Regions from separate parts of the Homo sapiens genome. Here region 2 is linked to region 1. A link is an interaction called in ENCODE POLR2A ChIA-PET data of the cell type or tissue named here. Cell type or tissue: A673. All regions are shown on one strand. Each heading gives the region's core, and the rest is flanking DNA. Links, peaks and the distances in the headings are about the cores only. Region 1 has its middle 160 kb from the start of MIR4468. Region 2 has its middle 100 kb from the start of MIR4468.

Region 1 (2,919 bases), core at 329-2,828:
AAATATTTGCATTCCTGGATTCTGAAAAAGAGTACACATGTGGAGATTATTGTCTGAATTTGATCTCTTCTCCATAATATGAAATGTACAATGTTTTGCCTTGGCCTCCCAAAGTGTTGGGATAATAGGCATGAGCCATCATGCTTGGCCTCACAATTCGATTTTTATCATTTTGTTCTTCCAACTTCTTGTTCTGCTTATCTTAAACTAGTAATATACTTTTACCAAGTCATCTGCTTCTAGACCATAATAGTCCTGGAAATCCTTATGATGTTAATGTCATTAATTAATGATGGTAATGACAATAATGTCAGTTAAATTGACAATTATACCTATCCCTTCAGTTTTTAGCAGTCAAGTCTTTATCATAAAGCTCTGAAGCTACTTTTTTTTTTTAAGATGGAGTCTCATGCTGTCACCAGGCTGGAGTGCAGTGGTGTGATCTCGGCTCACTGCAACCTCCGCCTCCCACATTCAAGAGATTCTCCTGCCTCAGCCTCCTGAGTAGCTGGGACTACAGGTGCGTGCCACCATGCCCAGCTAATTTTTGTGTTTTTAGTAGAGATGGGGTTTCACCATGTTGGCCAGGCTGGTCTCGATCTCTTGACCTTGAAGATACTTTTTGATGTTTCTTCCAGAAAACCCAATATCTGGTCTGTGGCTTATACAATGATGTCAGGCAACTCTCAGGTGAGAAACAGACACTACTTGTTGATAACAAGACTTGAGTTAATATTTTAGACTAAATTACAATATCAGAATGGAGAACAGTGGAATCACTGTCAAAGTATATATGTACATAGGCTTGCCTAAATATTTCATAAGTACTTAGGCCTATGATGGCCATGGACAATGAAGATATTCACAAATATCCAGGACATTACCATAAATTCTGTAAAGTGTGTATCATGATCTACAATAAATGATAAAGGCATTTAAAATCTAAAAATTCATTTTTAGATTTTCAGAAGTAATTTTGTTCATAGTTCTTGAACATAAATATCAGTAAGCCTCTACCATCCTGAAAGGACATACAATTACTAAAACATATTCATGTTAACAATAAATTGCCTTAGTTCATTTGGTCTGCTCTAAACAAACACCATAGACTGCACAGCTTAACAACAACAGAAATTTATTTCTCCCAGTTCTGGAGACTAGGAAGTTCAAGGTCGAGGCACTGGCAGATGTAGTGTCTGGCAAGGGTTTGCTTTCTGATTCATAGAGCACCTTTTTGCTGTGCCCTTACAGGGTGGAAGGGATAAGCTAGTTATCTGAAGTCTCTCTTTTAAATTTTTTATTTATTTAGTTTTAAAATTTATTGTTATTTCTTTAGATGAGCTCTTGCTGTGTTACCCAGGCTAGAGTGCAGTGGCACAATCACAGCTCACTGCAGGCTTGACCTCCTGGGCTCAAGTGATCCTCCCATGTTAGTCTTCCAAGCAGCTGGGACCACAGGTATGTGCCACCACGCTTGGCTAATTTTATTTTTTGTAGAGAGGGGGTTTCACCGTGTTCCTCAGGCTGGTCTCGAACTCCTGGGCTCAAGCAATCCTCTTGCTTTGGCCTCCCAAAATACTGGGATTACAGGCATGAGCCACCAAGTCAGGCGAGTCTCTCTCTCAAAAAAAGAAAAAAAATTAGTTTTATTATTTAGAGATGGGATCTTGCTTTTGCCCAATCTGGTCTCTAACTTTTGAGCTCAAGTGATGCTCCCAACTGAGGCTCCTGAGTAGCTAGGACTGCAGGCATGTGCCATAGAGCCCAACTTCTGGGGTCTCTTTTATAGGCTCACTAGTCCCAACTATGAGGGCTCTGCCCTTCATAACCTAATCATTTCCTGAAGGCCCCACCTCCTAATACCTTCACCTTGGGGGTTAGGATTTCAACATATGAATTTTTGGAGGGACTCAAAGATTCAGAGCATAGCACAAATTATCTGTACAAAATTAACCCCTCGAGAACCCCTTTTTGTCTGACAGCTTTCTGCACACTGTGGCCCCCAAAAACAGGATGGCTCTGTTAATACAGTTGAGCTAGTTTAGAAAATATGGACCATACTTGAATCATGTAGGTGGACATTCACATGTGAATGTTTTATTCACCAGATATTCTGTGTGTGTGTGTGTGTGTGTGTGTGTGTGTGTGTGTGTGTGTGAGATGAGGTCTTGCTCTGTCAACCAAGCTGGAGTGTGTGATCATGGCTTACTGCAGCCTTGACCTCCCAGGCTCAAGTGATCTTCCCACCTCAGCCTCACAAGTAGTTGGAATTACAGGTGCATGCCACCACATCTGGTTAATTTCTGTATTTTTTGTAGAGACAGGGTCTCACTGTGTTGCCCAGGCTGGTCTTGAACTCCTGGGTTCAAGCAATCTTCCAGCCTCAGCCTCCCAATGTGTTGAGATTACAAGCATGAGCCACTGAATCTGGCCCTATCAGATATTCTTAACATTGACATTGTTTGGATCTTTCTTTTTTTTTTTTTTTTTTTTTTTTGAGATGGAGTCTTGGTCTGTCATTGCCCTGGCTGGAGTGCAGTGGCGTGATCTCAGCTCACTGCAACCTCCGCCTCCTGGGTTCAAGCGATTCTCCTGCCTCAGCCTCCCAAGTAGCTGGGATTACAGGCATGAATCACTGTGCCTGGCCTTGTTTGGGTCTTTGATTTGAGAAAGTTGGTCATCTTATTTGCTGTATTATTAAAATTCATCATCACATAGATATCAGTAAGTGTACTGAAATCATTATCAGAGTCTCTATACTTCACTAAGCTACCAAAGGCTCTGAACTTCTATTTCCAGAGACTATCTATAATAGCCAGATCTAGAGAAAATAAAATATGCCACGACAAAAGATACTGAACGCTAGGGTAATGGGGTAAGGTAAAGTTTTATATCTTTTTTTTTTTTTTTTTTCCTGAG
Region 2 (2,919 bases), core at 130-2,629, 58 kb after region 1:
CCTCCCGGGCTCAAACAGTGCTCCTACCTCAGCCTCCTGAGTAGCTGAGACTACAGGTGCACGCCACCATGCCTGGCTAAGAAAGGGATTATTAATTTCTTTTATTTCCTTTTTGTTGTTTGTTTGAGACAGATTCTTGCTCTGTCTCCCAGGCTGGAGTGCAGCAGCATGATCTTGGCTCACTGCAACCTCCACCTCCCAGGTTCAAGCGATTCTCCCTGCCTCAGCCTCCTGAGTAGCTGGCATTATAGGCGTGCGCCACCAGGCCCAGCTAATTTTTTTTTGTATTTTTAGTAGAGCTGGGGTTTCACCATGTTGGTCAGGCTGGTCTCAAACTCCTGACCTCAAGTAATCCGCCCGCCTTGGCCTCCCAGGATGCTGGGATTACAGGAGTGAGCCACTGCGCCCAGCCAGGATCATTAATTTTGGATATTATTTTTATTTACAAGAGCATCTAATTGGTGCAGTACTACAGACCTATGCCCTGAAATACTCTAACCAACATTTGACATGGTGTCTTTTTTCTTTTTTCTTTTTTTCAGTCCCATAATGGCTACTTAGCTCGCTTCCTTCAAGCTAAGCTTAAAATACTTAATGTTACTGAGGAATAGAGGCAAAACAGATGTCTGTGTTAACTCTGAGAAAATGCCTCAAAAATTGATCATGTCTTGTCATTGATAAAATGATAGTAGCACTGGCATCAGTAACACAGACAAGGGTTTGGGAGTGGTTGTCTATGCACACTGAATTTCAAATATGTGGTTCTCAGCAATACAGGGGGTTTTGTATGGAGCTGAATGAACCTTCCATAGTCTGAAAGCCAATCTTTGGGAAACAAATATCCGGTTGCCATGGAGACACTCAAGGTGGATGAAGGATGGATTAATCAAAATACAGTAAATCCTTTTTACGAGCTCCCTAAGAAATCTAGTGTGAAGAGAACCCTCTGCTCTGTCTTCTCTTTTTCTCCCCTCCATCACACAGGAAATCCACCATTGATGTACAATGACACACATTTATTGTACTGAGTTATGTGTATGTGCTAGTGAATGACGCTCTCTCTTGCCTGAAAGATACAGTCAGTCATATCAGCACAAGGGTACCCAAACATTATTTTTACAACCGTTTTTGAAATTTAAGAAAAAAAATCATATATTCTTTGCAACGAAAAGAAAAAAGAATAGTTAGAAACAACTGCTGAATAAAAATTGTGATTATTTATTAACTGAGCTACATTCTCTGGGGCATAAAGGATATGAAATCACTTGCACTGAGATGGTAGCTGCATTCAGGCTGAGTCTCAGTGCACAACTAATCTGATCATTTCAACTGTTCAATTTAGTCAAAAAACAAGTCATCTCAGTCACAGTATCAGTTAAATAAATAAATGAATGCATCTAAATAAATTATTCAGTTGAATAAATTAAGTGAATAAATAAATTAAATGGCTATTCCTCTCCTTCCTAACAAACTGACGGGTCAAATTAATCAAAATAGTTAATCCAGTTGTGGAAGACATTTCCAGAAGCCTCCAGTAAATCATTCTTGGGCAGCCAATTCAATTTTAACTCCTGGTCTTGAATAGCCATGGACTCAGGCTGCCTGGATGAGCTAGCGTACAGAATCAAGCGGATGTGAGTAGGTTTTGGACACCCTCCAAGGACAGATAAAGGCTCACAGTGAGGATGTTGGTTACTGCAGGCAAGGGGCCTACAGGAAGTCCAGGAGGACCAAACAGAGGCCACAGGCAGGAGGTTTTCAGGGCCTACACTCGTGTTCTCACAGGCTGAGGGAAACACAGAGGATGGGAATTCCACAGGAGTTCAGCATAGAGCGGAACAGTGGTTCTCAACTGGGGCTGATTTTGTTATCATTGGGGAAAGGTGTGTGTGTGGTTGCTACTTGCATCAAGTTAATGGATTCTAAGTAGCACAAAATGCTGCTAAACATGCTACAATGCACAGGCAGCCTCCTGCAATAAAGAAAAATGTCAATAGCGCTGAGAATGAGAAATCCTGGAGGAGGAGAATAATAGTTAATTTTTTTTTTTTTTTTTTTTTTTTTGAGACAGTCTCACTCTGTCGCCCAGGCTGGAGTGCAGTGGCACCGTGTCAGCTCACTGCAACCTCTGTCTCCTGGGTTCAAGCAATCCTCCTGCCTCAGCCTCCCAAGTAGCTGGGATTACAGGCGCCCACCACCACACTCAGCTAATTTTTGTATTTTTTAGTAGAGATGGGGTTTCACCACGTTGGCCAGGCTGGTCTTGATCTCCTGACCTCGTGATCCACCCACCTCAGCTTCCCAAAGTGCTGGTATTACAGGCATGAGCCACCGTGCCTGGCCCTAGTTAATTATTTCTAAGTAGCATTTTAGATTGAGCACCAATTCATAGATTTACTAACAGAACAGAGGGTTATAACCTCTGATCTCAGCTATAAGAAATCAGCTCCCAGTTTGGAATCTGAAGCCCTGGGTCTCGACCTGAGCCTTGCTTTTTATTATGACTGGCAAGACGGCAGCCTCTTTGAGCTCAGCTACTTAATTTGTTACATAGTGATAGTAATAGCTGCCTACCTTATAGTAAATGCTATAACAGATATGAAAACATGGAACAGTATCAGTGGTCCTAAAATAATGATTGGAAATTAACAAGCCTGGATTATCTTATCCATATGGTGTTTTTTTGTTTGTTTGTTTGTTTTCTTCTTGAGGCAAAATGGCTTACTTCTGACCAGTGGTGACATTAAGAAGAACAAAAAGAATTGATTTGGAATTGATCACTCATTTTGGATCTTCATTTGTAAAATGCCCATTTATTGCTTGAGTTGGGGGCTACCAGGTGTGAGGATGCAAGTTTGAAGAAGGTATATTTCTTTGCACTAGGAAAAAAAATAGAATAGGTAGAGAAAGAATTGGGGA

Evidence for each region. Peaks named below come from ENCODE experiments on the same cell type or tissue, not always from the same donor. Only the 100,000 strongest peaks of a DNase experiment are listed, where the experiment ranks them.
Region 2: POLR2A ChIA-PET joins it to region 1 with 17 read pairs; 2 of 35 experiments call an interaction of 5 or more read pairs at or near these places.

What each region holds. Positions count from the first base shown.
Region 1 is chr7:138,283,592-138,286,510 of GRCh38, reverse strand. No RefSeq gene overlaps it. Among named protein-coding and RNA genes, the nearest start is that of MIR4468, 160 kb to the right of the region's middle. In A673, for the core only: no CTCF peak of the experiment used is centred there; no DNase peak of the experiment used is centred there.
Region 2 is chr7:138,224,983-138,227,901 of GRCh38, reverse strand. No RefSeq gene overlaps it. Among named protein-coding and RNA genes, the nearest start is that of MIR4468, 100 kb to the right of the region's middle. In A673, for the core only: no CTCF peak of the experiment used is centred there; a DNase peak (open chromatin) is centred at 1,651.